2 separate regions of the Homo sapiens genome follow, and region 2 is linked to region 1. Evidence: read pairs that join two places in POLR2A ChIA-PET (ENCODE). Cell type or tissue: OCI-LY7. All regions are shown on one strand. Links, peaks and the distances in the headings refer to the core of each region. The heading gives the core; the rest is flanking DNA. Region 1 overlaps TMEM131L (transmembrane 131 like). Region 2 overlaps MND1 (meiotic nuclear divisions 1).

Region 1 (12,563 bases), core at 1,671-9,670:
GAGGTGGAGGTTGCAGTGAGCCATGATCCTGCCACCGCACTCTAACCTGGGTGACAAGAGCTAGACCCTGTCTCAAAAAAAAAAAAGAAAGAAAAAGAAAAATCTACAAATTAGAAACATCCATTACCCTTCTACAATAAAAACTATCATTTTGGCTGGGTGTGGTGGCTCAAGCCTGTAATCCCAGCACTTTAGGAGGCCGAAGTGGGCAGATCACTTTAGACCAGGAGTTTGAGACCAGACTGGCCAACATGGTGAAACCCTTCTCTACTAAAAATACCAAAATCAGCCAGGTATGATGGCACATGCCTGTAGTCCCAGCTACTCCTGAGGAGGAGGAACGAGAATTGCTTGAACCTGGGAGACAGTGAGCTGAGATCGTACCACTGCACTCCAGCCTGGGCGACAGAGCGAGACTCTGTCTCCAAAAACTCCCAAACACCTCATTTTAATACTTTCATATTAATTCCGTGATTCTTAACCCTGACCCACACTTTAGAATCCCTGGGGAGTTCTTTAAAAAAGCTACTGATTATATTGGCCCCACCCTAAAGTAACTGGATCAGGATATGGACAGAGTTGGAAATCGCTGCGTCGGGATTGCTTTTGTAGTAGGATGGCAGCTGCTTTTATGGTGCCCTTGTGTTGATTTTGCTACATGAAATATGATCTGTCAGGAAAGGAACTACAAAGTTCATTTTGTAGAATGCTACCTTTTCATTTTAAAAGCCCATCTGATCGAGTGAAAGTGTATAGAAGCACTTGTTTTGTATTAAAATTTTGATACCTGACTCTCATTTATGAAAGAATCTGTGTATGAAATAGCCCAAATTAGTATCAGCCTTTGGATAGTTTAAAAAATGATTTTTTTTTTGGTATGCTTCCCTATCATCTCCATCTGCCCCAGAACTCAAGGTCTGTCCATGCTGGTGACTTAGAGTAGTGGGATTTAAACCAGAGGATGCACACTTGGAGGCACTTGAAGATGTTTCAAGGGACATGCAGGCATTGAATATTTAAAGGAAATTAATTGCCGATTCTTAGATCTTGAGTGTTAATCAGTTCTAACACTGACCGTCCTGAGAAAATGCCTATGGCCCAGGTGACCTGCTGGTTTTCCTTTCACACCTTCTCTTTCATGATTACCATTCTTTAAAGGGAAGACATACCTTTCACCTACCCCTTATCAGAGTGCCAAGTAGGGGGATAATTAAAATACTGCTGGGGCTGCTGGGAAAGTGAGTGACTCTAATGACTGGGCAAAGGAACCTTTTGCAAATGTTTCCCATTTTTGCATTCAGTAAAATTGGGCAGGGTGGCTCATGCCTGTAATCCAAGCGCTTTGGAAGGCTGGGGCAGGCAGATCAGTTGAGCCCAGGAGTTCAAGACCAGCCTGGGCAACATGTCAAATCCTCATTTTTACAAACAAAACAAAACAAAATTAGCTGGACGCGGTGGCACGTGCCTGTAGTTCCAGCTACTTGGAGGGCACTGAAGTGTGGGAGGATTGCCTGAGCTTAGGGAGTTTGAGGCTGCAGTGAGCCATGATCATGCCAGTGTACTCCAGCCTGGACAATGTAGTGAGACCCTGTCTCAAAAAAAAAAACAAGAAAAGAAAAAAACCGGAAAGATGACTTAATCAAGTGGTCAGCTGATAGATTATTAAATAGTAAGCCCATGGATACATATTACTTTTGTTCAAAAAGACCTTTTTCCAAGGAATGCTTATACACGGTTGGTAGGAGTGTAACTTAGTTCAACCACTGTGGAAAGCAGTGTGGTGATTTCTCGAAGAACTAAAACCAGAACTACCATTCGACTCAGCAATCCCATTACTGGGTATATACTCAAAGAAATATAAGTTGTTCTATCATAAAGACACATGCACTTGTATGTTCATTGTAGCACTATTCACAGTAGCAGAGACATGGAATCAACCTAAATGCTCATCAATGGTAGACTGCCTAAAGAAAATGTGGTACATATACACCGTGGAATACTACACAGCCATCAAAAAGAATGAGATCATGTCCTTTGCGGGAACGTGAATGGAGCTGGAGGCCATTATCCTTAGCAAACTAACAGAACAGAAAACCAAATACCACATGTTCTCACTTGTAAGTGGGAGCTGAATAATAACACGTGGAAACATAGGGTAGAACAACAGGAATGGGGCCTAACTGAAGGTGGAGGGTGCGAGGAGGGAGAGTATCAGGAAAAATAACTGAGTACTAAGCTTAGTAGCTGGGTGATGAAATAATCTGTATATCGAACCCCCATGACACGAGTCTCCCTATATAACAAACCTGCACATGTATACCTGAACTGAAAAGTTCTTCCTTTCCCTACTGAAAAAATACAAAACCTTTTTCCATCTATATATGTATATGAACACATTTTCTCAGTGCCTACATCTATAAGAACTAAACAAAATAATAGATTTTGTGCTGAATCTTGTCTCATTCCAGTAATAAGTAATAGTCTTCTACAGAGACTGACCTGATTGGAGAAAAAGTTCCATCTGTCTCATTAAGATACTCGTTTCCAATAAAATGTTATTTATATTGAATAACTTTATAGTTTCTTTTGAGCAATTTTGCCTTTAAAATTGTATTTAACTCCATTTAAAATAAACATTTAATACTGATTTTTATGGTTAAATACACAAATTTTATTTGCAGAATTTTTGTTGCAGCGTAGAATAGACTTTCAAACTTTAACAAGATGGAATACTGTGGAGGAGGTGGAATGGAAAGTTGAGATCGAGGAGAAAGGGAAATGATGTACTGTTTCCAACTCTTTTGAAAGAGTTTGTTCATTTATTTTTTTAAAATGGATATCGGTTGTGGGGATGGCTATGGCATTTAGGTCAGAATGGATACGTTTAAGAGATGTAATGGTTTTATTTAAAACTCAGTATTTATAACATGCCAGAAATTATATTCTTTGCAACCGTTTAAAATTACAGTGTGAAAATTTGAATATTAACCTTAAAAATGTGTGAAAGAGTCTATAGTTTCTCCAGGTCTCTTTCTGGGGTTATGCAAACAAAGATGTGAAGAACTGTGGGCAAAGGCTATCATGGGGGCAGAAGTAATGAGGAGGACAGTAAGCATTTATTTATTTTTTCCCCTACTTAAAATTCCTGGAAAGATGAACTGATTGGATATTTTTAAGTCATAGCAACATTTTAACAGAAAAGAATACTTGCCAAACTTTAATATGACATCCAAAATACACTCTTTCTAAGATCACTTTTACAGGCCCTCTCCTCATCCCTGAGCCTTTCTTCATGCCATTCCTGACATCTAGATGTCTTCTGCTTTCATCCTTTATCTTTTGAGACAGAGTCTTGCTCTGTCGCCAGGCTGGAATGCAGTGGCTCAATCTCAGCTCACTGAAACCTCCGCCTCCTGGATTCAAGTGATTCTCCTGCCTCAGTCTCCTGAGTAGCTGGGACTACAGGCTCGAGCCACCAAGCTCAGCTAATTTTTTGTGTTTTAGTAGAGATGGGGTTTCACCATGTTGGCCAAGATGGTCTCGATCTCTTGACCTCGTGATCCGCCGACCTCAGCCTCCCAAAGTACTGGGATTACAGGCATGAGCCACCGTGCCCAGCCCTTTATTTTTTAAGGTGTTATTTTACATGTGCAGGCTATCTGCATGATCAGTAGCCATTAATGAAGTTTTAAATCACCAGTCTGTCATGCCCAGGTACTATACCCTTCATCTTTTATTAATTTTCTTTTTTCATCTGCTGGTTTTAGTTATCAAGGCGTCTAGAGAGGTTGGGGAGGCATAAGGCAGTCAGTAGAGCTCTGGAGGTAGGGGGTCAGGGTATTCTGTGGTCTAATCTGGTTCTGTTCTAGCAGGCTGTTTGAATTTACTGTCATGCTGGCCTAATGGAAAAATAAAGTTTGGCGTTTGCCTTTTTTGTTGCCTTCGCCAGAGCACATTTATTAATATATACTTACCAGAGAAAACTGTGAGGCTTGACTATGTAAGAAGCTTATTTGTGTTGGCTCAGGTTCTCTACTCAGTAGGATAGGAGCTCTATTCTGATTTATTTTGGACAGTTTTGAAGAGATAGAACCAAAAGACATTTATCAAATGAGTAAACTGAAGACTGAACTGGGGCAGAAGGGGTTCAGTTTTCTTTTCAAATTTTTGAGCACTTTAGGTATCAGGCAGCATAGGTGTTCTTGTTTTCTTACTTACTCTTTGAGTTCCAGTTCTGAGGTTGCACAGAGCTGCAGAAGCTGTCATAGCATGAAAATATTTAATAATAAATGTAATACTAATAAAATTGCTCTCCATTCGAACATGTCTTCCTGCTTAAAACTGGCTTTTGTTGCTCCCATTTCCCATCTGGTCTGTAGCCAGTGTCTTTGTGTTGGCAATTGACAAGGATAATGTGTTTGATGCTTCAAAAGAGGATGGTTTAAATGTCAAAACATTAAAAGATGGCCTTGTGTAAATTAATGTGGTTCTCAGATGTTTTAGCAAAAATCACCTCTTTATGACCCTCTCTATGTCATTATCATGCTACAATTTTGTCAAGAATTACACTAAAAATTCTTGACTCTTGACTCATTCTTTGTCATGCTGAGACTTAGGTCATGGTTGGGATTATAACAAAATTGATTAAATATGAAACACTTATTTTCATAACATTTTTTAGGAAAATCTCAGATAAGTCTCATTTTTTTTCTCTGTCTCATAATTGTGGATTTTAAGTGGATTCCTTTGAGTAGCTTTCTTTTGAGGTACCAGTTTCCCTCAGATACTGCATAGCACAGCTTTGGAATCATAAACCTTGGTTTGAATTCTGGCTCACCCTCTTGCCCTGGGTGACCGTAGCCAATTAATCTTTGCAGCTTTGATTTTCTCCTCTGTAAAACAAGACTAATGGTACCTTTTCTAGAGGATTGTTGAGAAGGCTTAGTGGTGCAGTTCACATAAAGATCATTGTGTGAGGTCTACACAATGCACATGCTCTGTAGCAGGACCAGAGGCTATCGTGAATTATTGCCCATGTTTCTCTTGGATCTCAATTGCTTTTCACTTGGCATTTGTCTCGGCTGAGTAGAGAATTGCTTTTTAAATGATGAGAAATGAGTCAACAATGCATGGTGATGTAAATAGGAGGGCATGTTTTGGTTTTCAAAGTGGAAATAGCCACTTCTATTATAAAAGTTACAATAGCTGATTATTGAGGGCTTACTTTGTCCTAGATTCTCTTTAAAGCCCTCTACAAATGGCATCTCATTTAATCATTCCAATAAAACTATGAACTAGGTACCATTAAGATAGGTATCATTAGTAGCCCCATTTTATAATAGGAAACCAAAGTTAGTACTCATTCAAGCTTGTCTAGCTGGTAAGTGTAATGCCTGTTAAAAATTTTTTTGTAAAGAAAATACTATAAAATATAAAGAAGAAAAATAAAAAATAACAGCTTTATTGAGATAGAATTTACACTTCATAGAATCCCACATTCACATTACTTCACCCTGTTTTTTTCTTTTCTTTTTTTTTTGAGATGGAGTCTCGCTCTGTCCCCCAGGCTGGAGTGTGGTGACGCAATCGTGGCTCACTGCAACTTCCGCCTCCTGGGTTCAAGCAATTCTCTGCCTCGGCCTCCCGGATAGCTGGGATTATAGGCGCCTGCCACCACACTCGGCTTATTTTGTATTTTTAGTAGAGACAGGGGTCTCCCCATGTTGGCCAGGCTGGTCTCGAACTCCCGACCTCAGGTGATCCACCTGCCTCGGCCTCCCGAAGTGCTGGGATTGCAGGCATTAGCCACCGTGCTCAGCCTACTTCACCCTTTTAAAGCATACAATTCAGTGGTTTTTAATATATTCATAGTTTTGCAACTATCACTGCTATCGAATTTCAGAAATTTTCATCAACTTATTAGAAAACACCACTCCCATCAAGCAGTCACTTCCTGCCCCTGGCCACCACTCCATTCCCCTGACAACCTCTAATCTACTTTCTGTCTCTATAAATTTGCCTGTTCTGAATATTTCATATAAATAGAATCATGTAGCATGTGGCCTTTTTTGACTGACTTCTATTTAGCTTAATGTTTTCGGGGTTTACCACATGGCATGTAACAATACTTTATTCCTTTCTGCTGCCAAACAATATTCCATTGTATAGATAGATCACATTTTATTCATCATTTGTACATTTGGATTGTTTCCAATTATTGGCTATTATGAATAATGCTGTGAACATTTGTGTGCAAGTGTTTGTGTGGACGTATGTTTTCAATTCTATTGGTTATATATCTACGAGTGGTATTGCTGGTTTATATGGTAACTTTATGTGTTCCATTTTGAGGAACTGCCAAATTGTTTTCCAAAGTAGTTGTACCATACCTTACTTTTCATACATGACTTTTCTACAGGTAAAGTATGATAGTTGCAATTTTTCTACATTCTCACCAACCAACAGTTAATAGATGAGTTTATTATAGCCCTTCTAGAGGGTGCGATGTGGTATCATTGTTTTGATTTGCATTTTTCTAATCATGTTGAGCCTCTTTTCTATGTGCTCATTGACCATTTGTATATATTCTTTGGAGAAATGTCTGTTCAAATCCTCTGCCCATTTTTTTTTTTTTTTAAAGATAGGGTCTCACTGTGTTGCCCAGGCTGATCTCAAGTGATCCTCCCATCTTGACCTCACACAGCGTTGGGATTATAGACGTGAGCCACTGGTCTCAGCTCAAATCCTTTGCCCATTTTTACGTTAGATTAATTGTATTTTTATTTTTGAGTCATGTACTATAAATGGTATGTTATTTTTATATATTTTTAAATGAGATTAAATGACAATTTTGTAAGTTGCTTTTTAAACTTAATAATCTTCCCATGTCTATATCTAAGTACATCAGTTTTACTGACTGCCTTATAGTTCATTATATGAATGTTCTATAATTTTAAAATCTAATTCTTTGTTTTTTCACCCAGGCTGGATTGCAGTGGCAAGATCTTGGCTCACTGCAGCTTCCACCTCCCAGGCTCAAGCGATCCTCCCACCTCAGCCTCCCAAGTAGCTGAAACTAGAGGCATGCACCACTGTGCCGGGCTAATTGTTATATATTTTTTAGAGACAGGGTTTCGCCATATTACCCAGGCTCGTCTTGAAATCCTGGGCTCAAACAATTCACCTGCCTCAGCCTCCCAAAGTGCTGGGATTACAGATGTGAGCCACTGTGCCTAGCCCTAAAATCGAATTCTTTATACGTGAAGTTTATTTAAAAGGAAAGAAAACCCCACCAGGCTATATCTACATTTGAATGCTTGTGCAATCATTTCTTTAGGATACATTACTAGAACTGGAATTGCTGGGTCAAAAAGTGGGCATGCTTCAAGGCCTTTGAAAAATATTCTGTACTTGCCCTCCAGAAAGGTTGTTTCAGTTATACCCTTATGCTAATGTCTTGAGATTGTCAGTTTCTTACGAGCCTCCCAGCACTAGGTACCAGTACTTTTTGTTCATCTTTTAAATTTTATTTATTTATTATTATTATTCTTTTGAGACGGAGTCTTGCTCCGTCACTTAGGCTGGAGTGCAGTGGGGGCGATCTTGGCTCACTGCAACCTCCGCATCCCGGGTTCCAACGATTCTCCTGCCTCAGGCTCCTGAGTAGCTGGGATTACAGGTGCGCGCCACCATGCCTGGCTAATTTTTGTATTTTTAGTAGAGATGGGGTTTCACCGTGTTGGCCAGGCTGGTCTCAAACTCCTGACCTCATGATCCACCCACCTCGGCCTCCCGGAGTGCTGGGATTACAGGCGTGAGCCACCACGCCTGGCCAGCTCATCTTTTAAATTTTAATCTAAGAGGTCCAAATTGGTATTATATACTTCTTTTAGTTTGCATGTACTTATGAAGATGAAGTTGGTTGAAGTTTCCTTTGTTTCCACCATTGGACTTATTTGCTATGCCTGGAGATCACTTCCTGTGCCGCCTCCAGACCTCTGCTGGGACATCCCTTAATCTAGGAAGCATTTCCCACCTCTTCCCTCAACTGCACAGGCACAGACATGTTCTCTCATCCTCCCTTGCACGGGTCCTTTACAAGGCCCTGGGCGGGTTCCTAGGAATGTTTTTACATGACTGTGTTTTTTATTAAGTCTTCAGAAGTAATATATAGTGTGTATTTTTTTTTCCTTTAAAATACTCCACTTTGCCCTCTCACATAAGTTTCAGAGCTCCATAAAACCTGGATCTGCCCTGCCTGGGACATTAGGTGTCGAATGTAATGCTGAATTGAATGGAACCCACTGAGTATATTGCTCCTTAGCGCTCTTAATGTTTAGGTCAGGAGCCTTTTGTTCAAGGAAGCTTGGTTACCAGTGAGTGGGCTCCTGAAAACTATGGTAGCAGTGAAAGAAAGACTCTTGGAAAATGGTTATGATTAATCTTGTGTGCAGTGTCTGTGTATATGCAGTCATGTGTTCCCAAACCTTATTAACAAGATGAAATACCTATTTTAGTACACACTTGATTTTCTGGATAACCCAATGGTGGTAGTAGGCACCCAAATAGCCTCTCTCCTAACTCTTTGGTTCACCTTGTTTAAAGCCTTTAGACTGAGTAAGAATCTTTTGGACCCTGTTTTTTTGGCTTGAAAATTTGCCCAATTTGAGTGGTGGGTGATATATTTACTAGTTTTCTTTATTCCTTGAACTTACGATGAGTGTGTGTTTTATAATGGGGTGAAAAAAAAAACAGTAACCTTTTTGTTGAACAGACAGAAAATTTCCAACTTGCTTTTAGTGAGAGCTGAGACCTGACAATGGGAGTGAACATGCCGGGCTTGATTCCAGCCAGGTTCCTGTTTAGAATTGAGGCCGAGGTCAGTCAGCAGGTGCTTGCGTTCTCACACAGTCCTTGGAACCAAGCATGCTGTGCACTGTGATTGTAGGACTGAACACTTGCACATTAAAAACTCCTCCTCATTTCCCGAGCACTTCTTGTGGGATGCTGCTGCGCATTTCGAAAGACAGTGTTTTTGCTATAATAGAAAGCTGTGTCCACCAGGGGTAGAAGGGAACACACGAGAGCAGGTCCAGAGAGAAAAAAGAATCAGAAGAGGCTGAACCTAGTATTGAGGCCTATGAAAATAAGATGCAGACATCATACTTGAGAAACTGTTAATGGAATAGAAAAGCTTGAAAACATAGTGAATACATTCAATTTTTTGGTCTCAGCACAAAATCACTGGAGAGAAAAATGTACGTAACAAGTGTGATGTGTTTGGTGCTACAGGGAAGGGATATAGAATAGTGATACTCTTAAGCATCATAGAAGCGATGGGAACATCAGGCCAATTACTGAGAAATTTCCTATTGACTGAAATCATGTGTGACAGTTTCAGAAATAATGATAGGCTCTCGTATATGTTGGTACGAGTTTACTGTAAAAATCAATAGCCCGACTTGGTGCTCAGGCTCTGTTTTCTCCTTCGGTGATATCGAAACTGACTTTCAGCCCTTTCATTGCACTTGTGACTCCGGGGGACACGTGCTGATTTCCTGGTTCTATCCTAACGGTGCCTGCCCTTTTCTGTTTACTCCATGTCAGTGCAGGCATTGATAAGAATTCTAGTCGGTGGGGTGGTGAAGACATCAAGAGACCTTAACCTGGGGTTTCCTTGCTGTATCTTAAACTTTTGACCACCATTCTTACATTTGCTGTGATCAGTTTGTAGTCTTTATGTGTAATACTTTTTCTCCCCACCTTCCTGGGGGGAAAATTCCACATGTAAAGGATTTGTCAAATTGGTGATAAGACCAAACAGCCTTAGGGGACATGAGAAGTCTTATGAGCATTGTAGACCTGCTGGTGAGCTAGGGGGTGTAGGCTGTGTGGGGTACTTTCTGTTCTTTACTTAGAGATTTGGTAGGGAAAGTTCTCTGGAATTTCAGCAGTTGTTCTGATGTCATGTGTAAATATTATCTTTCTGTGTTGCAGCTTGGGGCCAAGCTTTTCATGGAAACTGCTGAAAATTATTTAGTGGCATAGTAGTTGTTTTTGAAGTTGAAGACTTTATACCCAAATCCAGATGGACGAATCTTTCACTTTCTTGCTACAGATTTTGTGAAGAAGTGTTACTCAAACTTTAGGTGACATTAACACCATAAGTGTGTTAGGGGAAGAGCTGGGATAAAGGGATGGAGATGCTTTGAGCTGCTACAGTAGTTTGCACATTCTTACCTGTCTGACTCTATTTGCCATCACATATAGAATGTGGAGAATGACCAAGCAATCTTAAACTTTAATAATTGGGTTTACATAGGAAGGAAACAACAGGCAAATCTAATTGTAAAGCAGAGACATGCATTTAGTACATAGATAATTGGACCAATTTCAGAGACAGAAATGAAGGAAAAATGAGCCCCACAGGCTTGAGGGTCAAGCTAGGCTGTAAGACAGAAATTCACTCTGCATTTCTAGGAAGATGGCTTGTGGCTTTTACACAGGAGGACTCTGAAGAACCTGCTATATCAAGTGTCAGTTATGTGCAAGAAACGGGATTAGATACTGTGGATGAATAGGGAAGTTTACTAGTCCTTGACCACAGGGAGTTCACACATTAATACACATGAAAACAAAACTGCCAGGGTAAAGCCCAGTACATCCTAAATGCCAAGTGAATGATATACACAATAGCCAGTTGCTCAGTGGAAGAACCAGAAATTTGCCTGGGGAAGGTCTGTGTAGACTTGCTTCCATATCTGCACTGACTTTGGGGGTCAGGGGATCTCTTAAGGCTTTGAACAAACACGGTCCATCTTTCTTGGTGCCAGTTTTACTTAAGATTTGGAAGGAAGATTTTTATATTAAAATAAACTCTGCCAGGCACGGTGGCTCACGCCTGTTGTTATCGCAGCACTTTGGGAGGCTGAGGTGAGAGGATTGCTTGAGCCCAGGAGTTTGAGACCAGCCTAGGCAACATAGGGAGACCCCACCTCTGCGTTAAAAAAGAAAAAAAAAGATTAAAAAAATTAGCTGGGTGTAGTGGCACTCGTCCGTGGTTCCAGCTACTTGGAGGCTGAGGCAGGAGGATAGCTGATCACTGGAGGTCAAGGCTGCAGTGAGACATGATCACACCATTGCTCTCCAGCCTGGGCAACAGAGTGAGATCCTGTCTCTGATAGATAAATACATAAATAAAAACTCAAAAGCTGGAAGAGAGTGCTCAGTTTGCATACATCTTAAAAATAGATGACTAGTCCTCAATATTTTTCACACTTTGGGCAGGAAACTGGGAAGGCCCTAGGTCTCCAGTGCAGATCGTTCTCCTCTGTCAGTAATTTGGGGGCAAAGTTTGAAAAGCGCTGATGAGAGATTAGCAAGGGCTATCTCTGTGCCCTGTCTCTTCTTCTTTCCTTAATAACTGAGCGGGTTTAGTGAGGAGCAGTTATTTCTGTGACATAAATGGGTGTGCTAGAGATTCATGATTGGAAGTGATTAATAATTAACTGTGAAGAATTGGAGCACGACTTAAAGTACGTCGTGTTTAGAATTAGTTAATGGGAAGGACTGGGGACCCTTTCCCAGGGGTAATTGTAGCTTCTGCTTTTTCAATCAACGTCTTTGGATCCTTTACTTCCTGGAATTTATAGAGCAGCTGTTCAGTGTGTCTGCATTAAAGGAATGAGTAGGTGAAGTGACTTGCAGTCCTCCCTGGGAAGCCAGTTCTTTGTGTGTGTGATTTTGGGGAGGGGAAGTGGTTGTAGGGAGTATCCACTGGGGAGTAGCACTGCCCACACATTAACTTGAGCCACTTTCCGGCTCTGTGATCTGGGGCCTTGTTTCTGCATGTGTAGAATGGGGATGATACTGACTCTTCTAGGCTTGTGAGGATGGAGGTAATGTGAATAACCATTAGGGATTCAGCACCATCAGGGTGGTGGCTGTGGCGGCTGTCAGGGATAATGGTGCTGATATCATTGAGAAGGGGCGGGGTGGTTATTGCTCCAGGGAAAAGTCTGGGCCGTGGCCTTCCAGGCAGGACCGTTTCAAATGCGTGTCTCCTCTTGATGTTCTAGCTAGGAAGTGAGTCTACATTATAATCACTAGAACCATTGTACATTGCTATAGGAAAGGACACGTGCTGTTAAATACAGATAGACCTTATTTTGCACCAAATACATTCCTGAAAACTGTTCTTTTTACTTAGTTATTTTTTAAATTGGGGTACAATAGACGTAACATTAAATTTACCATTTTGACCATTTTTAAGTGTACAGTTGAGTGGCGTTAAGTATACCCATGTTACAGAGCAACTATCGCCACCATCCGTCTCCAGAAATCTTTTCATCTTGTAGAACTGAAACTGTGCCCATTGAACAATAACTCCTCATTCCTCCCTCCCGCTCAAGCCCGTAGCACCCACCCTTTTACTTCCGTCTCTGTGGATTTGACTACTCTGCGTGCTTCATAGGAGGGAGAATCATACGTTACTTGTCTTTTTAGGATTGGCTTCTTTCATTTAGCGTAATGTCTTCAAGATTTATCCATGTTGTTGCATGTGT
Region 2 (12,563 bases), core at 2,292-10,291, 140 kb before region 1:
ATCTGCCATCTTATCTCAACTAGTCTCAAAGTTACTTGAGGACAAGAACTGTGTTTTATTTATTCAACAAATAATTATTGAGCCTCAAGTACTTACCTTCTTACCAGACAATCATTTCTTCCTAAAACTAGGCATAATGGGGGCTGATTCAGCATTTCTTGGTTGACTTCAGAGAAATTCTTTGCATTTGAGGGAAAAGGTCAAATATACGGTTTTTATTTCTTTACTTCTGGATTTCACATAATTTCTACTTAGAAAGTGGGGAAGCTTGCCAAATCTTAATAGAAGTAAGCAAGGAATTCTTGTTAGTACAGTGAATCTAGCTTTTAAAAAATTGAGCTTAATGTCAGTGTTTATTAATTCTGAATGAGAGAATTGGCATCCAGTGTATTTTGTGACATGGCCCTCTTTCCCCACTCTCACGTACCGGAGATCAAAGCTTAATCTGACACACCTGCTCATAAGTTGAAGTCACATCAGAGGCTAACACATAGGTAGATCCTATACCTCCTGTTCTAAGCAGTCCAGAAATAAATGAAGAGCAAGGTTTTGATACGTCATTTCTAAAAGGTTGATAGCCCTTGGCATTTGCTATAGATAACTATTTTTTTAACTCAAATAAAATGACCCTAATGCCATTTCGCAGACCTAAACCTACTTTAATCTTTCACTGGATGTTGAGAAGTCATGAGAGTATCACCCTGTGCCCCTCAGCCATTGTTCTGAAGATCACTTATCATTTTAGAGAAGCAATATGGCTTCATGGAAAGAGTAGTAGTTAGAAAGCAGACATGGATGGAAATCACAGCTTCACTTCTTGACCAGCTGTACAATATTAGAAAAATATCTTAAGCCTTTTAAAGCCTTGGTTTCCTAGTTTGTGAAAGAAAGCTTACACCTACTTCAAGGCGGTTGTAGTGAGGATTAAGTGGTATGTGTAAGATGCCTGGTACTTTAGGCAGTCAGTATATGGTGGCCGCAGATCAGCTAAATCAGTATTGACTCAGGAATAAATACCGTAAGCTTTTTCATTTAGTTAGAACAAATATTTGAGGGTCTACTGTGTGTAAAACATTTTACCAGATACTGAAGGTAGTTCATAAAAGTAGAGGTCAGGGTCCAGACTTCATAAGAAGGAACTTGTAACCTGTGCTGAAGATGAGATATATACACTTGGAAGAGTAAAATGAGTGAAAAGTAATACATGCCAGACTGCCTAAATGAGCATTAGAGATGAAAAATGCTTCAAGAGATGGTGGGATTCACATAAAGATAGAAGCCACTCAGTTCATGTTGGATTGAACTAGGTTCCAAACTTAAGGTTATAGTAAAGATCAGCTTATTCTACATATTGCCAAATTATAATGTTAACTTCCCTTGAGTTTCTTGTTAATTACTTCCAGATGGGGGTTGGGGGAGACTCTTTAATTTTTTTTTTTTCATCACTCTTCTGCCAGTGATTCCAATTATGTGCAGGAATGTTCTTGTCCCTTGAGAACAGACATTCTTATAAGCTGAAAAATCAGGAAACATTTTTTTCTCTTGCCTTTAGGTTGTATGTGTTGATTATTATTAAATACAGTCTATAAGCCTCATGGTTATAATTAACGTTTCTCTTTAACGTCTTCTAAGATAGCAGACAAACCAGCAACTGCTCATTGGCTGTGTTAACTTTGGCGGTTATTTTCTGTGTGGCTGCTCCGTGCATGTGCTGTGCTAAGTTTTTTGGGCAATAAAAAAATAATAGAATATGAGGTTCACATCCAGAGAATTTACACTTTAATTGGTAAGGCAAAATGAATTCCTGATATAGTTAATTAACTTATTGGAAAAAGTTATTTAACTGTGTAATGTTTAATGTATACTCAGTGCCAAATACTGTCTTTGCTATGGGTCCTAATTGTTATACAAGTTTAAAGGATGGCAGGATTTTTATACATTTATATAGCTATGGGAGACTTCTTAGAAATGATTATTTTGAGCTGAAAATTGGGTAGGTTTAGAGGGATGGAGGAAATTCCCAAGGGAAAACAGAAGGAATATTTATTGAGCACTTAGGTACAGTTTTAAGAGCTTTTGCATGTTTTGTATCCTTTGATTCTTACACTTGCATGAAGTACGTATTGCTGCTAACTCTATTTTATGTAAGAGAAAATGGAGGCACTAAGAGATTGAATAATTTGCCCAAGGTGACAGTATTAGTAAATGATGAAGCAAGATTCAAATCCAGGCATTCTTACTCCATAATCCTTGTTTGTAACCACAGATAAACAAAGCTTTAAAGCAGATTACATTTAGTGGATAGTTGGTGACCAGCTTGGAAAAGATATGCAATTTTTTGTTATATAGTAATGGGAAAATAAGGTTGGAAATCAAATGGAGGCCATAATATGGGGTGTTTTATGTTTGGTTGAATTTTGTTGTGTACATGTACACCAAGCAGAGGAAGCTGGAAATTTTCCTGTCAGAATGTTTTTATATTCTTTTGCTTACCTAATTGCTTAAAACAATTAGATTATATGTAAGCTTAGAAAATAGCTGTTATATTCTGATATTAAGCAAAAAATTTTCCTTCTCTGTATATGTGGTTGAATTTTGCTGAAAATAATTTGAGGTGTAGTGATTTATTTCTGAAAAGCTGAAATAAATCTTTGTATTGGCTTGGAAAAATAATTGTTAAACTAACATCTCTAGCTGTGACACAGATGCATTTCTGAAGACTTTTAACATAAATTAATAATTTTAATGGGCAAGAAAAGCTTTATGTGGAAGTGATGAAAGTGGTAGTGCATGTTCTAATCTGCTAGTTCTCCTGAAATATATGTAAATTTTTTTAGTATTTGGATGATAGTGAAGCAGCTATTTTGGCTCGACAGATAATAATTATAAAGATTAATTATGTTGTAGAAACTTCCAACTGAAATGACATTTCTCTGTATGCTGAAGAATATATAGAAATTATTAAAAGTCAAGAGATGACTTTTTCTTCTTGATAGCTATTTCTAGAATTTTAGCTGGAACTTGTTCATTTTCCCCCGTGTGGTAATGATTTAGTCACTGTGTGTGTGGATGTGTGTTTGTGGGTGTGTGCACACACACACTTGAAAGAGAAAAGGAGTGAGTGTGTTTGTGGTCTTTCTGAATATTTTTTCTAAGGAAAAGCCAGGTAAAAATGTGTAAGGATAGGTTCTTCCCATCATCTTCTGGTTCTCTTCTTTGCCCTTCCCAAATAACTTGGTCTTAAGAATGAAAGAACAATTCAACTTCAAGGGAATGACTTCCTCCATTTTACTTTGGCTTGTGTTAGTGGACATAGCATGGGGTACTGTGATGTGCACACAGCCAGGAAAGAGCAATGTTGTAACTGTTATGTTTAACCTGCTATTCCCCTGGAGTCACCTGGCAATACAGGAAGTAACTGACCACTACTGACTTGAAATGCACATTTTTTAGTCTTTTTCCAAAAAGAATAGAATTTCCAAAATTTATTTTTGTATTTGTACCCCTGTCCGTCCCTTCCACACTTCCTGTTCTGACTTACATATTCCTTTTCTCTGGTGCTGTGGTACCCCGAGCATAACTCTAATCTGCTGGACTATGCTACAATTGTTGGCTTACTCAACCCCATGTCTTAGTCAACTTGTATCAGTACCTAGCACCGTTTTTGGCATGTGGTAGATTCAAGTATTTGACAAGTGAATGAAAATTAAAGGAAATAAAGGGTATGAAGTTATTCTTAACAAAAACCTTATACTAATTTGGAGAATTTTATTAATATGGCAGCAAGTCTATGTAGTGGTTTTTGACTGAGTTTTATTTAAAGTTAATGGGTCAGAATTATGAAAATCAAAATCTTTATTTTGTTTTCTTCCCCTGCTGACCTCTTCCTTAGTTCTTCATCCAAGTTCTGGTTTATACCCCACTTGTTGCCACTGGAAGGTAGTTTGGGGACATATTTTTTAGGGATTGGCTTATGATAAGGATTACATTTTGAAATCCATACTAAGCTGAATTTTAGATATTGTGTATTGGTTTAGGGAGGACACTAACAGATATTCTTAGGACAACTTAAGTATTTGTTTTGTTTTGTTACCAATTTTTAGAAGTGAATATATACAGTTCTTTATAGCTAAAACTGAGTGCATCAAGAGTAGGTTAATTATTGGGCTGTGTAGATAACTTGAAATGTTTTTGAATAAAAATAGGCATCTCTACTGAAGTTTATTCAGTTCTGTAAATGTTTAGTGAATGCTTGCTATGGCAGGCATTGTGATTGATGAGAGGGACATAAGAATGAATTAGGTAGTTTCTGTTCTCTAGAACCTCTCACTCTAATGAAGAGATGGCCATGTCAACAAATCATTGCAATATGGTGTGATATATGCAATGCTGAAAAATAATGATAGTACAAAAGAGGGTGAAAGTCAGTTCTGCTTCCGAAAAGGCTTTATAGTTAAGGAGACGTGTAAGTTGGTGCTAGAAAGATCTGTGGGAGCTCATAAGGGAATTGAAGGGTGAAGGGCACTATAGCGCAGTGATTTAAGGGAGTAGACTCTAGACCTAGACTCCCTAGATTCAGATTTAACTTCCGCCATTTACATGCTGTGCCTGGCTTTTTTCTTTTTCTTTATCTATAATGGACCAATTATAGTTGTATGTGCCTTGTTCTTTTTGCTTGGAAGTTTTTTAATCCCTTCCTCCTCAGCAGAGTATAATACTTTTTTGTGCTGTGACTGTCTTTTATATATATCTTTTCTCAAGTGAAGTCCTTATGTGCCTTGTTTTCTATGGCAGACTTTCTTTGAAGGCAGGGTCTATATCTTAATCGTTTTCTATCTCCCACGTGGAATGCAGTCTCTGAGACACACTGAAACATACAGAAACATGATGAATTTTGAGTGAATGCATAAATCAATATATCACAGCCTTGTTTCTGTCCCAGCTATTGTGTACTGGGTCCAGTAGTCTTACTCCCTGGCCCATACCTTTTCTTTGACTCCCAGTCTACACATACAGCAGAAAAGGTGGTTTCCATTAAATAGTTATTTTAGTAATCTTGATTTTTTTTCTAGAACTCAGCTTCAGAAATACATATTGTATAGAAATAATTAAATGTGAATTTTTAACTTTTTTTTCTACTAGCTTACCTGAATTATATTTTGCTGGGCCTGAGCTCAGCATTACCCAAAGTAATTCTGTGGAATGGATATATGATAAGTGTTACATAAAAGGGGGTTCTATAATCAAAGGAATTTGAGCAATCCTGGGTTGACAAAGATAAACTAGTTTGACTTTTCTAAAGCTTTAATATGCCAGCATGCATTGTGAATCTCATTCAACCCATTTTTATGAGGGATTGGTGATCCATGGAATACACTTTGGAGAAATGCTGCCTAAGTTTATGGGTTCATTTTAGCAAATAAGACTATTTACTGTCCTAGACTACTTTTTCTCCCCAGAGCTGACATATATTCTATGTTGATACCTGGAATAGTCTCACCAGTTGGCAAATCATATCCCAACATGTGCAAAGTGCTGTTGATAACAACTGGTGTTTTTTGACTCCTTTGCTAATTAAATATACCTGTATGGAGTCTCTGAAAGAGCCCAATCCACATTCCTTATCCTTAACAACTCCCTTCTTATAAGGGACTTCAGTATAGTAGTCAACTTTCTTAGTGCATGTATAAGTGTCTATAGATTAAACATCTGTTCTCTCCACTGATTTAGCATACTTTAAATTTGTATCTCTAACATGACATTAGCAAGTGAGAACTTTTGAAACCACAAAAGCGGGCTGCGCGCGGTGACTCACGTCTGTAATCCCAGCACTTTGGGAGGCCTAGGTGGGTGGATCACAAGGTCAGGGGACTGAGACCATCCTGGCTAACACGGTGAAACCCCGTCTCTACTAAAAGTACCAAAAAAATTAGCTGGGCGTGGTTGCAGGCGCCTGTAGTCCTAGCTACTCGGAAGGCTGAGGTAGGAGAATGGCGTGAACCCAGGAGACGGAGCTTGCAGTGAGCCGAGATCCTGCCACTGCACTCCAGCCTGGGCGACAGAGCGAGACTCTGTCTCAAAAAAAAAAAAAAAGAAGAAGAAGAAGAAGAAAAGAAAAAAAAAAAGAAACCACAAAAGCTACATATTCTATTTTAAAATACTGATATTTCCATTTTTTAAGTAAGTCTGAACTGGACAGAGCCATTCTAAAAGGCCAGGAACAGTGGCTCAATCCTGTAATCCAGTGCTCTGGGAGGCCAAGATGAGGATGGCTTAAGTCCAGGAGTTTGAGACCAGCTTGACCGTGATAGCAAGCCTCATCTCTGCAAAATAAATAAATAAATAAATAAGAAAAATTAGCCAGGCGTGGTGGCTCACGCCTGTAATCCCGGCACTTTGGGAGGCTGAGATGGGTGGATCACGAGGTCAGGAGTTCGAAACCAGCCTGACCAGCATGGTGAAACCCCGTCTCTACTAAAAATACAAAAATTAGCTGGGCATGGTGATGTGTGCCTGTAATCCCAGCTACTCAGGAGACTGAAGCAGGAGAATCGCTTGAACCCGGGAGGCAGAGGTTGCAGTGAGCCGAGACCACACCACTGCACTTCAGCCTGTGCAACAGAGCAAGACTCCATCTCAAAAAAAAAAAAAAAAAAAAAAAAAAATCAGGTGTTGTGGCGCACACCTGTAGTCCCAGCTACTCAGGAGGCTGAGGTAGGAGGATGGCTTGAGCCCAAGAGATTGAGGCTACAGTGATCTATGATTGTTCCACATATTTCAGTCTGGGCAACAAAGCACGACCCTATCCCCCCATACCAAAAAAAATTATTCACTGTAGATGAAAAGAATAAAGAAAATTAAATGGTCTGTGGTATCATTCAAAACTAATTACTGTGGACATTTTTATATAATTTTTTTTCTCTTTTATATGCATGAATCAGGATATTTTTAGCCACAAATAACAGAAAAGTAGATCAAAGTTGGCTTAAATAATAGGAGTTGATTATCTTATGTAACAAATTTGGAGGTAGCTTCTTTCAGGATTGGTTAATCCCACCACACATTGATATCAGAGGTCTGGACTAGATTTCTTTTTTTTTGGCATTTTTTGGATTTTCCTTTTTACATGCAAGTAGTTACTGCAGCTACTGTGTCCTACCATGACAACACCAAAGCAGAAAGAAAGATGAACTGTCTTCTTGGACATCTCTCTTTATCCAGGAGAAGTATCCCAGAATGTCTCCTGTCCCAAGTAGGCTTTCTTTTATGTCTTATTGGCCAGATCTGAATTCCTTGCTCACACTGAAAGGATCTAAGTGAAAAAAATTCATGCTCTGGGAAGGGACCATCCTCTGAGCACATTACCACCTCAGTCTGAACAGAAATTGTAGTTCTCTTAACGAAGAAGGGCTGGCTTTGGAGAGGCAACTAACAGGATCTGCCAAATTATATCTCTGTGCACTTAAAAGCCACTTTTTCTAAACCGAATTGTCTTATTACTTCTCTGTTGACCTGGATAATCCAGAATTAGATATATAATTGTTGAAATTAAACGACTCAAAGATTGTGGGGGGAATAAGGTAAATAAACTAAGATTTTTTTACTGGTAAGTTATTTTAAATAATGCTGAAAAGTATAATATTACAACTCTGAAGCTTATATGAATTTGTGTGGTATAACTTAAGACATCAGAGTTTTTTTTTTTTAAGGCAGACTGTCGCTCTGTTGCCCAGGCTGGAGTACAGTGGTGCGATCTCGGCTCACTGCAAGCTCCGCCTCCTGGGTTCACGCCATTCTCCTGCCTCAGCCTCCCAAGTAGCTGGGACTATAGGCGCCTGCCACCACACCCGGCTAATTTTTTGTATTTTTAGTAGAGACAGGGTTTCAACGTGTTAGCCAGGATGGTTTCGATCTCCTGACCTTGTGATCCGCCTGCCTCGGCCTCCCAAAGTGCTGGGATTACAGGTATCAGCCACTGCGCCCGGCCAGAGATTTATTTTTATATTTATTGTCTGTTTTGCTTTTGTGGTAGGTAGCTTTGGGCTGGGCTTCCAAACCTTCCTCCAGCAATGATTCTCCTTTGCTGTTGAAGCTATTTGGTAGATGAACCTGAGAAGGCTGACCCTACAGCTATAGAATTCCCATTCCCAAACACCCCTCAGTGTTTCATATGAGATACAGGTTTGTGGCAGCCATTCTTCAAAAATATACTCCCCCCAAATCAGACAACCTTGAAAAGATTTATTCTACAAAAAACTGGGCCTACAATTTTGATGCTGCTACCAGGTAGTGGCAGAGTGTCAAAGTTATATATATTCTTACTTTCCTGAAATAGCCTTAATTTCAAATTGTTTGGGCTGTTTTGCTGCCCCCAAAGCATATCGATATTTCATAAATTTTAAAATTTCAGTATTCATAACATCTCTGGCTGCTATATATATAATATATATAATATAATATATATATATATATATATATATATTTTTTTTTTTTTTTTTTTTTTTTTTTTTTTAAGAGATAGAGTCTTGCTGTGTTTCCCAGGCTGGAATGCAGTAGCTATTCATGGCCATGATCCCACTACTGATCAGCATGGGAGTTTTTACCTGTTCCGTTTCCTACCAGGGCTGGTTCACCCCTGCTTAGGCAATCCAGTGGTCCCCACTCCCAGGAGGTCACCATATTGGTGCCAAACTTAGTGTAGACACCTGATCAGCATAGCACACAACAGCCTAGAACTCCTGGCCTTAAGCGCTCCTTAGCCTCCTAAGTGGCTGGGACTACAGGTGCACACCACCACACCAGGCTATATACTTAGAAGTTTCATAAAAATAACCTTGTTAGGAGGGTGCTTTTTTTCATTTAAAGTCTAGCTCTTACTTGACTCAAGGGCATGGTTTAAACATCCAGGCCTGTATTTCATCACATTCAGATACAGGGCCTTGTTCAGGTTCCTCAGTATTTATATTTACTTAACCATAACTTTTGTATATGATAACTTATTTTGAAAAAAAATAGCTTAACTTTAGATTCTAAAGAAAGCAATCTCAGTTTTAAATTATATTAATTGTTATTTTTTAAAGTTATATGCATTCACCTTTCAGATAACCTCTAACACTTTGGTTTACCATCAATCTTTGTTTGGTGGGTTGCTCACAACTCTTGAGCTAGTTTGCCATTAGAATGTGTTCGCTTGCTTTCTTCGCTCTTCTTTAGCTATATAGCCCATGGAAGGGAAGGCATTACTTTGCCCTTTTAATTTTTTGAAATCCAAGTCCTCTTGAACCATTCTACTGTAAGAGGCAGAAGTAGAAAAGTAAGAGTATTATTCTCTTAAAAAGATAAAAGCCTTTATGGCCAGGTACTCTAATCACTGAATATTTCTCAGACTTTATAAATTTAATGGGAAGTTTATTTTAACCTGATCTAAATAGAAATTTAAATCTTTAAGTTAATTCTATTTAAGTAGAAATTGTAGTTTAAACTCTTAACTGGTGTTTCTTAGCAAATAATTTGTTTTATTTTAGATCGATGCCTTCTAATAAACAAAATTAAAGGAACTGAATAACATTACATTAAAACATTTAAAATAGTAATTAAACAATATTTTCATTAGAAATTTCAATGGTGGACAATCTTAATTCTCATAAGTATTCAGAAATGCCAGAAGTAAAACTGAATCAAGTATGAGAAACTTTCAGCCTAGACAACTTGAGTGACATGATGGAGACTACTGAATAGGCTAACTTTTAGGCCCATTCTTTCCCAATGCTCTTGGAAAAAAAATAGGAAAAAAGCAATTCCATATGTGAAAATAATTTTGCTGATCTTTAGCATCTATGTAGATCTGTTGGGAGGTTCTTTCAGTTTTTATAATACATAAAATTAGGACCTTGGCCAGCAAGCCTGAAATTTGTTGAGTATATGAGTATTTCCATGGACTGCATGTGACCCACACACAAAAGTGAGAGAACAAGAGCTCACCTCGAACTGTGTTAAATTCTGTCCCAGAGAAGGGCATTGAAACCTAACGGAGAGTCTGTGTACTATGAATCTCTGAAAACCCAGGCTGGGAGGAAATTGGGGGCAAACAGAGAAGCCGGATGGTGAGAGGTGGAATGTTGGGTAGCAGCCAGAAAAATAGAATGTGTTTTCTACATCATGTGGATTGCAGCTGGGGAGTGTCCAGCAGGGACACCCACAAAGAACCCAGAAGTGTGGCCTAAAAGGATTTAGCTTAAATATATCCTAGGCCCAGAGAACACTGAGGCATTTTAACAACAATACTTGTTAAGTGTATTTCCTGTCTCGTTTACCTCCTCTCTCTTTCTCTCCTTTTCTCCAGGCCTTGGTTGGGATAAGGGACAGGAAGCTGAACTTGCAGTCAGTGGACTGGTAGAACTCTAGACTAAAAAAGAGACAAAGATTACGTGCCCTCCCTAGCAGACTTCTGTTGTGACTCCTGAAGCACTCTCCATCATGTCCTTATTACAGAGGTAGCATGAAGGAGAGAGGGAAGGGTAAAGGGCACATCCGCTTCCAACATCTGATCCCATTTCATTGGACAAAACTTAGTCATATGGCTACATCTGATTTGAAGTAGGCGGGGAAATACAGTTTCTTGTTTTTTATTTTTAGCTAGACCTATTGTCTGAGGTCCTGTTACTAAGAAAGAATGGATATTGGTAGACAATTAGTGGCCTCTGCAACTTAGCCCTCATCTCTGAATTTGTTATAGGAGAACCCATTTCTCAGGTCTAAACAGTCTGTAAACATTCATAAGTTTATATGTAACTTCCTTCATGGCATCAGTTGGATTTTGCATGTCTTTGACTCTCAAAATATCTGAATGGTTTCTAACTGGATTCTGCGTAAGCCTTTGACTGTAGCCACGACCAAGTTCATTGTCCTGACACTGTTAGGCTTCTGTTGGATCTTTCATATCTCTTAACTACTTCTTAATATTTTTAATCCTTCCTAGAAGTTAAAAATGGTTCCTTTTAAAATCTGCCTGCTTTTTTTCATCCATATTTCCATTTCTACTTTCTGCTTTTTTTTTTTTTTTTTTTTTTTTTTTAAAGAGCCAGGGCCTCACTCTGTTGCACAGGCTGGAGTGTAGTGGTGCAATCATGGCTCACTGTAGCCTTGACTTTGTGGCTCAAGTGATCCTCATTCCTCACCCTCTTGAGTAGCTAGGACTACAGGTGCATGCCACCATGCCCAGCTAATGTTTAATTTTTTTTTTTTTTTTTTTTTTTTTTTTTGTCAGAGATAGGGTCTTGCTCTCCTGGCCAGGCTGGTCTCAAACTCCTGGCCTCAACCGATCTTCCCACCTTGGCCTCCCAAAGTGTTGGGATTACAGGCGTGAGCCACTATGCACAGCCTATTTCTACTTTTATTACTTTAGTCTTATTAAATCTAGTTGAGGTACTAGTCACTTGTTAGGCTCTGACTCTGCCTGACAGTTCGTTTTTTCACATTGTAATTGATTGTGGTCCTATCTTTAGCAGGCATTATTTTATGTGTGTCTCAGCATGTACTTATTAAGTGGCTTCACTTGTCCTTTATGTTTCTTACTTGATGGGATTTTCATACTCTTTATGTCCATTATTTAGGATTTCTGGACTACATTTCTTATTTCCAGGTTCTTAATGTGTTCCTCAGGGTTGGATTGCTGGAAATTTAACCCTCTGGTTAAGTGGAACATGAATATGCTGTATTCTTGCTAGCTTCACAGAGTGTTTTCTTTTAATGACTACTGTCTTACAGCATATAATGAAAAATAAGTTAATCCAAAAATATTCAACAAACATCCAGTACTCACTACATGCAAAGCAATACCTTAAGTTGTTCATTACCCAGCTATATTTTGTGAAAAGATCTGAGCCAATAATACTGTAACTGTATATGTAGTAGGTACTTTATAAATGCTTATTGAATGAAGAGCTTTCCTGGCATGCATTACTTCATTCCAGCCACTCTTATTCTTGGACACTTTGTTGTATGTCCCAAAATAGAGGAATAGGATGTTTTAAATTTGATATCTCCCGAAATTTTTCACAACCTTCATAGTTGGCCAGCACTATATGAAAGAGATTATTATTAAAGCTTTATGCATTGTAACAGTTAAAATATTTACTGTGTTAAAGGCAGAAAATCCAGGTTTAAGAGGGGAGATTGATTTAACGACTCATTTAAGTTCAAATTTTTCAAAAGTAGAGTATGGTCCAGGCACAGTGGCTCATGCCTGTAATACCAACACTTTGGGAGGCCAATGCAAGAAGACTGCTTGACTCCAGGGGTTCAGGACCAGCCTGGTCAACATGGTAAAACACTGCCTCTACGAAAAATACAAAAATTAGCCCAGTGTGGTGGTGCACACTTGTTTTCCCAGCTGCTCAGGAGGCTGAGGTGGGAGGATTGCTTGAGCTTAGGAGGTCGGGGTTGCAGTGAGCCACAATCATGCCACCGCACTCTAGCCTGGGTGACAGAGTGAGACCCTGTCTCAAAAAAAAAAAAAAAAAAAGAAAAGAAAATGGTAGAGCATGCTTCAGACATCATTTAAG

The links. ChIA-PET counts read pairs that join two places held together with the same protein. Peaks named below come from ENCODE experiments on the same cell type or tissue, not always from the same donor. Only the 100,000 strongest peaks of a DNase experiment are listed, where the experiment ranks them.
Region 2: POLR2A ChIA-PET joins it to region 1 with 6 read pairs; 4 of 35 experiments call an interaction of 5 or more read pairs at or near these places.

The regions. Positions count from the first base shown.
Region 1 is chr4:153,509,292-153,521,854 of GRCh38, forward strand. The region is part of intron 3 of TMEM131L (transmembrane 131 like); the gene reads left to right. Among named protein-coding and RNA genes, the nearest start is that of TMEM131L, 49 kb to the left of the region's middle. RefSeq lists enhancers at 3,530-4,029, 11,703-12,204. In OCI-LY7, for the core only: no CTCF peak of the experiment used is centred there; no DNase peak of the experiment used is centred there; H3K27ac peaks cover 1,128 bases.
Region 2 is chr4:153,373,212-153,385,774 of GRCh38, forward strand. The region is part of intron 4 of MND1 (meiotic nuclear divisions 1); the gene reads left to right. It also overlaps the pseudogene RN7SL419P. Among named protein-coding and RNA genes, the nearest start is that of MND1, 35 kb to the left of the region's middle. In OCI-LY7, for the core only: no CTCF peak of the experiment used is centred there; no DNase peak of the experiment used is centred there.